Regions from separate parts of the Mus musculus genome. Here region 1 is linked to region 2. Evidence: chromatin contacts called from ENCODE Hi-C or POLR2A ChIA-PET data. All regions are on one chromosome and are shown on one strand. The core of a region is the stretch at or near the end of the contact, and the rest is flanking DNA. Distances in the headings are between cores, read along the strand shown.

Region 1 (5,764 bases), core at 1,342-3,841, 53 kb before region 2:
ATAAGTTTGAAATCCTAATGTCAATCTCTGATACCTATGTAAAGGTATAAGAAAGAACTTACGGGGCTGGGGAGATGGCTCAGAGGTTAAGGTCCAGAGGTCCTGAGTTCAATTCCAGCAACCACATGGTGGCTCACAACCATCTGTAATGGGGTCTCTGACATCCTTTTCTGGTGTGTCTGTAGACTGCAACAATGTACTCATCTACATAAAACAAACAAACAAACAAACAAATCTTTTTTAAAAAAGAAAAGGAAAGAAAGAAAGAAAGAAAGAAAGAAAGAAAGAAAGAAAGAAAGAAAGAAAGAAAGAAAGAACTTTCTCCACAAAGTTGTGGCAAACATCTTTACAAGCTGAGCCATCTCACTGGCCCACAAATATGCTCTTCTCTTTTCTTTTTTCTTTTGAGATAGTTTCTCATTATTCAGAACTGTCTGTCCTGTCCTGGAACTGGAACTCTCTATGTAGAGCAGGCTGGCCTCAAACTCACAGAAACCCACCTACTTCAGCCTCCTCCTAAGTGCCAGGATTAAAGATGTGTGCCACTAAACTCTTTCTTTTTGGAGGGGGTGGGGGGGCACGCTTGGTTTTTTGAGACAGGGTTTCTCTGTGTAGCCCTGGCTGTCCTGGAACTCACTCTGTAGACCAGGCTGGCCTCGAACTCAGAAATCCACCTGCTTCTGCCTTGCAAGTGCTAGGATTAAAGGCGTGCACCACTACACCTGGCTGTTTACTTTTTAAATGACCAACAATAAATAGAAAAACAATGTCAGAATAAAGTCCTGGGGTTTCAGTGGGTAAAACACTGGCTGCATTTACCTCACAACCTGAATTTGACCCCCAGGTCCTACTGTGTATGCAGGACACAAAGACACACACACAGACATAGACACATACACACACACAGACATAGACACACACACACACCAGCAGTAACAAAACCCTGCCACAAACAAAAGACATAACATACACATATATAACTGTAAAATAAACTTTAAGAACAGAAATCCAGACAGTCTTTCAAATGCGATATATTTAGGTTTTGGGCCAGCACTCCTGACTCTTGTGTCTCCCAAATTCTGAGATTGCAGACGTTCACCACCGCCATGCCAACTTAAATCACAAATTTGAATAATGAGTCTTTGATTTATTTTGGCCCTACCCAGTCCAGAACTCACAGAGTTCAATCTGCCTCTGCCTCCCTCGAGTGCTGGGATCAAAGGCCCATGCTTTCCCAGGTAAAATCCCTTCATCCTGGCTCTTACTTCTAACCTTCAGTTTCCGCAATGGCTTGTTCTCATTCCTAAAATTCTGTTCTTGCAGTGTGCGGAGTGAGTGGTCTAACAGCCACGCCCCCACATGGCTAGCAGCCACGCCCCCGCATCGCTAGCTTTGTAGTTACTTTCAAGGACAGCTGTATACAACTCACCTTGCACCTTGGGAGGTGGAAGTGGAAGAATCAGTTCAAGGTCATCTTCAGCTATAATGCAAATTCCAGGCTGGTGAACAAGAAAACAGACCGCTGAGGGAAGCGTAGCCTGGTCCTTTGTTCTTGAAAACTAATTTTAACATTTGAATTCCTTCATCTAGCACGAGCCTGGGAAGTGCCTGAGTACAAACCTTATCTTTAGCAATCCTGGTTTCTGCCTGTGTGCTCTCACCTGATCTTACATGTAGTTGATAAAAATTAGGCTTCAGATACCCCCAGCAATCCAAGAGATTGGGCTCTCTGTCTCTGCCTTTCACCTGTCTGTCTAGGTCTCTTAACAGCATTGGCCTGGATCCGAGCAATAGTTGTATGTTAAATAAGATGGTCTTAAAGTAATGGGGGCTGAGGTTAGTTTCAAACTAGTTTTCAGAAGAAAACCTTCAACCTTTGATCCTGTTTCCACTTCCCTGTGCTCTTATAAAAATAGGTGCTGTGTTTTGTTTTTGAAATTTTATTGTGTGTGCGTGTCGTGTGTGTAAGCAGACGTTAACACTGCACTCTGTCCCCTTCCAACCAGGTTAGCAGCCTCTAGAAATATTTTGTACCGTTAATCCTCATCAAGGAGTCAAAACGTGACTGGTATCTGGGGCAAAGCCTTTGAAAATGCTTTTTAATTTGTTTAAAGCACTTAAAAATCTGGCACGTGGTAGAGCCCTGGCCTACAATGCGCTCTAGATTCCTTATCTAACTCAAAAAAAAAAAAAAAAAAAAAAATCAAGCCCTGGTGGGTGGCTACTTCTTTAATACCAGTACTTTGGAGGCAGAGGCCGGTGGACGTCTATGAACTTGGAGTTCTAGGACCAGCCAGGGCTACACAGAGAAACCTTATTTCAAAACCAAAACCAACCAAACAAAAAACAAACAAACAAAAAAACACCCCCCCCCCACAAAATACCCCCCCATAAAAAGAAGAAACAAAATAAAAATGTACAATGAGGAACGCTGTGCGTGCTATGCGAACGCCCTCGGCAGCGTGGGTCTCAGGGCGCTCGGCCTCCGAGGAGTGAATAGGAGTTGGGTGGCTGAGGCTGGAGAGCGAGGACCATTGGGCGTGCGGCGGGGGCGGGGTCGCGGCGGACCTGTGCGCGGCGTGGGGCGGCCATTCAAACGCCGGCCGACCTTCCTGAGCTCTCCTCCCGTGCCGGGCGACCTTCCTGCGCTCTCCTCCGGGGCGCCGGGGCGCGACGTCGGCGGCCGGGCTCGCGTGGGCGGCGTCGGCGTCATGGTCCATTTCTTGCATCCGTTGCTGTGGCCGCGGGCCCTCGTCCTGCCCGACGCCCAGCAGGACGCGCAGGGCCACTGCTTGGTGCAGGTGAGTGTGGCCGCCGTCCGGGCTCCGGGGCGTCCGCCCGTCGTGCAGCGCGGCCCGCGGGCGGGCGGGCTGGTGCGGGGCGGCCTCCTCCGGGCGGGCGGGCGGGCGGCGAGTTGGGCGTGACGGTTCCCTGGAAGTCGCCGGCAGGCCGGCCCGGGCTCCGGGCTCCAGGCTCCGTGGACGCCGCGTCCAGCCCTCGCGGGGTTCCTGTTCGCTGCGCTGCTGAGGAAGGCGCCCGAGTTCGAACCCCAGCCATACTGAGCCCCCCGCTGCGCGCAGGCGCCACCCCCTCAGGCTAGCCCCGCTCCTCTCCTCAGACCTCCAGCCCGCCCGGTCTCCTCAGCCCGCTCCCTTCAGATGGCCTCACCTCAGCAAGCACAGACCCGCCCCTCTCCTCAGGGCCCCGAGCCGCCTCCTCTTAGCGCCCCACGCAGCGGCTCCCCTAAGTCGCCCACCCACCTGCCCCAGGAACCGAGTGCGGAAGGCGGCGAGCCCGAGGGTGACTGGGTCTACACTAGAACTTAGTGATCTTGGATGCTCAGTACCTGGCGGGGGTGGGGTGGGGGACAGCGAAAAATACACCGGTGACAGGCAGATGTGGGTGCTGGGAACAGAGTTTCGGCCTCTAGAAGAACCCTGTGCCCTCTTTTAACCTCTGAGCCATCTCCTTAGCCCCTATTTTAATTTTATTCTGGAAATAAAATTCCACCCAAGATCAGGCTGGTCTGGAACTCACTAAGTAACTCAGGCTGGCCTTGCATTCTCAACAATACTGGGGTTACAATTACAAGCAAGTGACAGGGGACCCAGCTTCTTTCTGCTTGTCCCTGCTTACAAGACAAGCGTCTTACCAAGTGAGCTACTCCTCGGGCCTTGCAGGTTTTAACTCATATGCCTATGTATTTTTTGGGAGTTAATAAAGTTAGTTCTTTGTATATCTCCATATTTATAAAAGGAGACAACATTTGCTGAGCCATGGTGGGACACGTCTTTAATCCCAGCACTCAGGAGTTAGTTTGAGGCCAACCTAGTCTACAGAGTGAGTTCCAGGAAGCCAAAGCTACACAGAGAAACTGTCCAAAGTGGAAAAAAAGAAGTGGGGGGGGGGGGGGGACAGCATTCCCAGAACTATAACAGATTTTGCTTTGGTAATATCTATCAAGAAATGTATTCTCTACTTCATTCGGTTTATCAAATTTATTGGAATTTGAAATCTTCATGGAGTTTTTTTTTCTTTTTCGAGACAGGGTTTCTCTGTGTAGCCCTGGCTGTCTTGAAACTCATTCTGTAGACCAAGCTGACCTTGAACTCAGAAATCCACCTGCCTCTGCCTCCCAAGTGCTGGGATTAAAAGTGTGTGCCACCACCACCCAGCCTTAAATTATCTTTTTAGTGTATATATGGTATCTGTAATTTTTCTGGTTATTATCTTCCAACATATACAACTTTTTTTTAAAGATGTCTTTATTATATGTAAGTACACTGTAGCTAGCTGTCTTCAGACACATGAGAAGAGGGCATCAGATCTCATTATGGATGGTTGTGAGCCACCATGTGGTTGCTGGGATTTGAGCTCAGGACTTTCTCGGAAGAGCAGTCGGCGCTCTTAACCACTGAGCCATCTCTCCAGCCCCCGATATACACCTTTTTTATTTTAATAGTTGTGGGTAATATCTTTATAATTCCCCTTATTTTGCTTACATGATGTGTAATTTTTTTAATTGTTTTTGACTTCTATGCTCTCGACTGGCCTCTAGCTCTTTATGTAGCTGAGGGTGACCTTGACTCCTGATCATCCCGTCTCTAAGTCACAAGTGGTAGGATTATAGGTTTGGACCTGTAATTTTTTTTGTGGATTCTTTGTAATGTGTGTGCCTTGCACACATTTATGGAGGTCAGATGACCATTTGGAGTCTGTTCTGTTCTGCCATATGTATTGAACTCAGTGTTTCAGCTTAGAAGTGAGCCAAAACGCAAATTCTATTGCTCTGATATACATCTGTGTGTGTGTGTGTGTGCGCGTGCTTGCGCGCTCGCTTACTGAGAATTTAAGATATAAGGCTCAAATATTCTCTCTCTTGGTTCACTCAATTTTTAAATTTTTACTTACTTTTATTTTAAGTGCATTAATGTTTTACCTGCATGTGTGTGTGCATGGGGTTGTCTGATTCCCTGGAACATGAGTTACAGACAGTTGTGAGCTGCCTTATGGGTGCTGGGAATTAAACCTGAGTCCTCTGGAAGAGAAGCCAGTGTGCTTAACTGTGAAGCTATCTCTCCAGCCCTATGGTTTGCTCACATTTAAGAAGCATATTAGAGGCTGGAGAGATGGTTCATTGAGGGCAGTTTCTGGTCTTGATGACTCGGGTTCAGTGCTCGGCACCCACATGTGTCAGTATTGACTCTAGTTCTAAGGGATCCAGTACTTTCTTTCTGGCCCCATCACACACTGCATATACTTGTGGCACATACATACACGCAGGCAAAACACTCATACACATAACAATACTTTTAAAGAAGCATATATATTCCGTTATTGATTACAGAAGTCTACAGATGTTAAATGGTATTAGTCTCAGGCTTGGGCAATGTGGCTCAGAGGTGAAGTGTGCACTTGCACGCCTTGAGTTTGGTTCCTGGCCATCTATGTTGAGTGACTCACAACTGCCTGTAACTTCAGCTCCAGGGGTTTCTGACACTTCTGACCTCTGAATACCTGCATTTGTGTGTGTGTAGCCACATATAGGCACACACACATACACAAATCTTAGGTGTGGTTGTGCACATGTATAATTCCAGCAGAAGCAGGAGAATCATTGCAGGCTCAAACCAACTTGGTCTACACAGCAAGTTGCAAGGCAGCTTGCCTTCTGTCTCAATTTCTCAGTTATAACTATAGGCTTATTCTACCAGCCATGGCTCTTGCCCCATCCATCTCTTCCTTTATTTCTCCCTCCCTCTTC
Region 2 (5,830 bases), core at 546-3,045:
AGCCAGGGCTATACAGAGAAACCCTGTCTCGAAAAACCAGAAAAAAAAAAAAAAAAACCCGATGTGCACCACAGAGGGTGATGTATCCATCAGCAGGAAGGTGGTGGTTTAGATTTATTCAGAAAAACAGCTCTTTGAAATTTGGTGCAGGCCTTGAAGAGATGCTATAAAAAGCCCAGTGCAATGCCATCTGTGCAAGTGAAAATTGATTCGAGAGGCCAGCAAGACCTCCAAGTGGAGGCTGGAAAGATGGCTCCACAGATAAGAACACAGGCTGCTCTTCCAGAGAATCTGGGTTCAAGTCCCAGATCTCATATGGCCGTTCACAACCCTCTGTCACTCCAGTTCTGGGGTAAGAACACCTCTTCCAGCCTCCACAGGCACTCATGTGATGCACAGACAGAGAGGCCAGCAAAGGAGATAAGAAATGACCTTTTAAAAAATGTGCCCAGTGGCAAATGTAACCACTCACATTCAGTAATAAAAATAGTAAATAAGGGGCTGGAGAGATGGCTCAGAGGTTAAGAGCACTGACTGCTCTTCCAGAGGTCCTGAGTTCATTTCCCAGCAACCACATGGTGGGTCACAACCATCTGTAATAGGATCCGATGCCCTCTTCTGGTGGGTCTGAAAACAAGAGACAGTGTACCGACATACATGAAATAAATAAATAAGCCAGTCGTGGTGGCGTATGCCTTTAATCCTAGCACTTGGACTTGGGAGTCAGAGGCAGGCGAATTTCTGTGTTCGAGGCCAGCCTGGTCTACAGAGTGAGTTCCAGGACAGCCAGGGCTACACAGAGAAACCCTGTCTCAAAATAAATAAATAAATAAATAAATAACTCTTAAAAAAAAAAAAAAGTAAATAAGCGGGACAGTGGTGACACACACCACTAATCCCAGTACTTGGGAGGCAGAGGCAAGTGAATCTCTGAAGTTCAGGGCCAGCCTGGTCTACAGAGTGAACCCCAGGACAGCCAGGGCTGTTACACAGAGAAACCCTGTTTTGTTTTTTGTTTTTGTTTTTGTTTTTGTTTTTGGGGAGGGGGAGACAAATAAAACAGAAGAACAGGAAGAGACAGGAACAATACAATATCCAACATGGGAACGGAGATGGGATGAGGTTACATTGGAGAAGGATCCGCACCCAGCTAACGCACCTGAGGTCCAAACAAACATACCCACGCTTCACAGCGTATTTTTGTACAATAAAAGACCTTGCTGCCGCCGATGGTTGTGAAGTTTCCCTGTGTGTCCGTGGACCCTGTGGACCGTCCCTCCCTCTCTGGTTGTCCCCTCAGGTCCAGCCAGATTTGCTCCGCCGCCACCCCCACCCCCCACCCCCGTCCCCGATCATTGCCAAGGCTCTAGAGGGAAAAGTCCTGGCTAGCACTGTTGTCCTGATCTCCTGGCGCACAGCCCTGCTCCCAGCTCTCCTCTCGGCTCCACACCTCCCCGGGCCTCTAGAGAGTTTGGGGAGCTCCCCTTCTACCCTGGGAGCCCTGAGATCCAATCCTCCTGCTCTCCCGCCTCAGTCTTCCCATGTGTTGGGTCTCAGCACACAACTTTACCTTGGTTGGGACCTGTCAGAGCCTGCACTTGGATTTCGGGTGTCCTGGTCGTCGCGTGAGAGGCGCAGTCCCGGGCCCCCGAGAACCTCCAGGAGCACGGGAGGCGCAGCGCGCGGGGCAGTACGCGTAGCATCGGGGAGCAGGCCGGCAAGGTGGCGCGGAGAACGGGACCTCCTCGGCAGAGCTGGAAAATCGTAGTTCCGGGGCGGGCGAGGCCTCGCCAAGGGCTCCACCTACGGGCGGAGAGAAAGGTGCGGCGGTCCGCGAGCCTGCAGACCCCAAGTTCAGCTCCTTCGTGAAATCTGGGAATGCTGCAGATTTAATCCGAATGCACGGCTAGGAAGGTGGTGTCCAAAACTGAATGTGTTGTGTGCACTTTCTTCACGTGTACCCTCAGATCATGTCATTTCATCAGTCACTGTGGGGTGGTCTGCACCCACTGACAAGGTCTGCTGTCCTAGAGGCTGTAAGATCGCGTCTGGCCCCTCCCAGTTTAACTAAGAACTTTGGCTCACAGTTATGAACTGCCAGTTTCTGTCCTCCACCGGCCACCTAGCCTTCCTTTGCAGAGGAAAGAAGGGCAATCCAGGGTAAATCAACCAAGCATCTGGGGTGAACAGTCAAGATATGGGTGCTTTGTCAGGCCATCTAATAGTAAAACTCAAGCCACTGATTTTCGTATGTGTAGGAGCAGCGGGAGAAGAGTGTCTCCGTCAAACAGAACCACAAACAGCCAGAGATCATTCGTAGCTACGCAGTGATCTGAAGACCACCCTGTGGCAGACAAAACGAAATAACACAGCAAACTATACAATCTATTTTCAAACTGCTAAAAGGAAAAACAAAAAACAAAAAGACCCAAAACCCTGTTTGTCAAGAATCCCACGTTTAGCAAACTGAAGAAGAAGCTGGGTGCTATGACTTTAATCCCAGATCTCGGGCAGATTTCTGTGTTCAAAGCTAGCCTAGTCTACATATTGATTTTTGGGTCAGCCAGGGAGCTCCACTGAGACGCTGTCAGAGAGAGAGAGAGAGAGAGAGGCAGAGAGAGACACAGAGAGAGACACACAGAGAGAGAGAGAGAGACAGAGAGAGAGGACAGAGACAGAGAGAGAGACAGACAGAGAGAGACAGAGACAGAGTCAGAGGAGAGAGAGAATTCTTGCAGACCAGGAATGGCTATGTGAATATCAGACAAGATGACTTTGTCTATCTTTATGTTGTGTGAAGGGTTTGCCTGTGTACCACTTGTGTGCCTGGTTTCCAGTGACAGAGAGAGGGCAGACAGTCTTTGCTTTTTTAACTGGAAAGACAGGCAGATTGCTGTGACTTAAAGGCAGCCAGGGTTATTTAATCAGACCCTGACTCAATTTTTTAAAGTCTTTTAATCTAAAAAAATTATTTGTATTTTTTGTGCATGAGTGCTTTGCCTATGTGTGCATGTGTACCACAAGTTAGCCTGGAGCCCACAGAGCCATAGAGGTGTCATCTGAAACTGGAGTTACAGACATTTGTGAGCCATCACGTGGGAGCTGGATATCGATTAAGGGTACGTGCAAGAGTTACAAGCTCTAGACCCAATTCACATTCAAATTCGATGAGTTTGTTTCTAGTGCTAGTCAGAAGGACTGGCAGTTCTTAGTGCCAACAATGTGTGCCTTGCAGAAGTGGAGGTTAGGGAGGTTCTAAGGGCAGACATCAGAAAAGTATGCATTACAAAGATCCCTGGACCTCAGAGCTGCATGGGAAAATCCTTCCTTCCTGATACATAGTAACAAAAGGCATTTCACCCCTCTCCCACAATGCTAAGCAGACTTTACAGAAGCAAAGGCAGTTTGTTAATGCCTCACAGTCCATTATCCTGTTCTTTCCGTTTGGTTTGGCTTTTCAAGACAGGGTTTCTCTGTGTCGCCCTGGCTGTCCTGACTTTCACTCTGTAGATCAGTGGCCTTGAACCTGGAGATCCTCCTCTGCCTCCCAAGGGTAGGTTTTAAGGGCGTGGGCCACCACCTTATGACTCCACTTTCTTTTTCTTATCACACCTGAAGGTCACTGGAATCTCTAAGGCATTCCAGAGCAAAAGGTAAACAGTCCTTAAGGGATGCCTGGCTCTGTATCAGTCTCTTTAGTCATCACGGGACCTATGTAAGTTAACTCATGATGTAGACCAGGCTGGCCTCGAACTCAGAAACTAGCCTACCTCTGCCTCCCAAGTGCTGGGATTAAAGGTATGTGCCACCATGCTAACTGATTGATCACTCTTATGGTTCTTCAAAAAGTTCAAAAGAATCCCTGTTGCTTGGGGGGAGGGGGGTGAATCAGCTGCTAAGAGACAATGGGTGTGCTCTAGTACACAGCCTTGCCCTCCTCTGAGGGTGGTCTTGGTAGGTTCTGTTGTTCTTGGAATTCAACTTGATTTCAGTTAAGACAAGGACTAATTTCACAGTAAAAGACTTATGTAACCACGGTGACAGCAGGGAGACAGAAGTATCTTGCTCCCATCCCCAATCTGAAGAAAATAAAGAAATGTACCAAAGACTGTTCACAATGGCTCCAGTACAGCATCCAGGGTTTTCATTGGAATATAGTTATTTCATTAAGAGAAATGTTTCCCAGTGGTGGTGGCGCACACCTTTAATCCCAGTACTTGGGAGGCAGAAGCAAGTATATCTCTGAGTTCGAGGCCAGCTTGGTCTACAGAGTGAGTTCCAGGACAGAGCTACACAGAGAAACCATGTCTCTAAAATCTAAAGAAAAAAAGAAAGAAGGGAAGTAAGTAAGAAAGAGAGAAAGAAAGGTTTTCTAAAGACAAAACAGAAAGAAATCATCACATAAAAGGAAATATAAATATTACAAATATGAAATGTATTTTTGTTAAATAAGGTTGAAAAAGTAAAGAAATTCTTCGAATTGTCCAGTAGCAAATCTGTTTCATTTGAAGATAAAAGATTGTTTCAAATGGAAGTAATAATGAGGAAAGAAACCAGGGCTGGAGAGATGGCTCAGAGGTTAAGAGCACTGACTGCTCTTCCAAAGGTCCTGAGTTCAATTCCCAGCAACCACATGGTGGCTCACAACCATCTGTAATAAGATCTGACGCCCTCTTCTGGTGTGTCTGAAGACAGCTACAGTGTACTTACATATAATAAATAAATAAATAAATAAATAAATAAATCTTTAAAAAAAAAAGAAAAGAAACCAAAACTTAAGTATATTATAGAAGGCTTCAGTCAACAAGGCACAGAAATTATATGAGATAAACTATAAAGAATAGCATGCTGGCGTCCGACACAAACTCAGTGATCTAGGAATAGGGGAGCTAGGTGGGAAGTGCCTCCATCAGATTGGCCCGAGAACATGTCTGTGGGTTATTTCGTTTTGAGATATGGTCTCAGAGGGTACCCTTGGATATCCTGGAGCTCACAGGGATTCACTTTTTTCTGCCTCCAAAGTGCTGGGATTAAAGGTGTGTGCAACCAAGCGGGGGCCCTGCATTTTCTTGAGTAATGAGTGTTATGGGAGAGCGCAGCCAACTGTGGACAGCTATTCCTGAGCCGGTGCTGTGTTACATAAGAAAGAAGCAGGCTGAACAGGCCTTCAAGAACAAGCCAGTAAGCAGGAATCGTTCGTGGTCTGTCCTAGAACTCCCTTGGTAGACAGGCTGCACTTGAACTCAAATCCACCTGCCTCTGCCTCCCGGGTGCTGGGGTTCCAGGCATGCACCATCATATTATCTACACATTATAAGGGCGCCACAAGAGCCATCAGTGGTGCCCCTGGCACTGAAAATTAACTTTTGAATTGGCTTTTGGGGTTTTCAACAACAGAAATAAAATATAGGCAGTCTCAAAGGGGTCACGTATGTGCAGGAACCTGGAGAGGCTAGTGGTGTGAGATCTGAGCTGGAGTTGCAGTTGTGAGCTGGGAAATGAACTCTGGTCCTCTGAGAGAGCAGTAGTCTCTTCAGGACTGAACCATCTCTTCAACCCAAGCACTCCCAGAGTTATTTATTTATTTATTTATTTATTATTTATTTAAGAAGGGATCTCACTGTATAGCCCTGGTTGGTCTGAAACCCAAGCTGCTTCAAATTCACAGAGATTGCCGGACCCTGAATTTTGAGAATAAAATGTAGCTGGTCTTTGCTACTTTGTAGGTTCTTCTTTTCCCACCCTTTATTCCCCCCTCCCCAGTTTCACTAAACTAAGACCAGATAGGAGAGAAACAAGGATAGAGGGGAGAAAGGAGTTAGGAAAATTC

The links. A loop is a pair of places that touch in the nucleus more often than their neighbours do. ChIA-PET counts read pairs that join two places held with the same protein, here RNA polymerase II (POLR2A).
Region 1: POLR2A ChIA-PET joins it to region 2 with 12 read pairs in embryonic stem cell. The contact joins the promoter of Zyg11a here to the promoter of Echdc2 in region 2. A Hi-C loop is called at or near these places in 1 of 37 maps with a recorded cell type or tissue (T-helper 1 cell). POLR2A ChIA-PET finds 5 or more read pairs at or near these places in 2 of 5 experiments (both embryonic stem cell).

The regions. Positions count from the first base shown.
Region 1 is chr4:108,214,870-108,220,633 of GRCm38, reverse strand. Zyg11a (zyg-11 family member A, cell cycle regulator) reads left to right here and starts at 2,591. Exons shown (of 14, transcript NM_001167936.3): 1 at 2,591-2,801. The coding sequence starts at 2,712.
Region 2 is chr4:108,161,402-108,167,231 of GRCm38, reverse strand. Echdc2 (enoyl Coenzyme A hydratase domain containing 2) reads right to left here and starts at 1,795. Exons shown (of 10, transcript NM_026728.4): 1 at 1,571-1,795. The coding sequence starts at 1,703.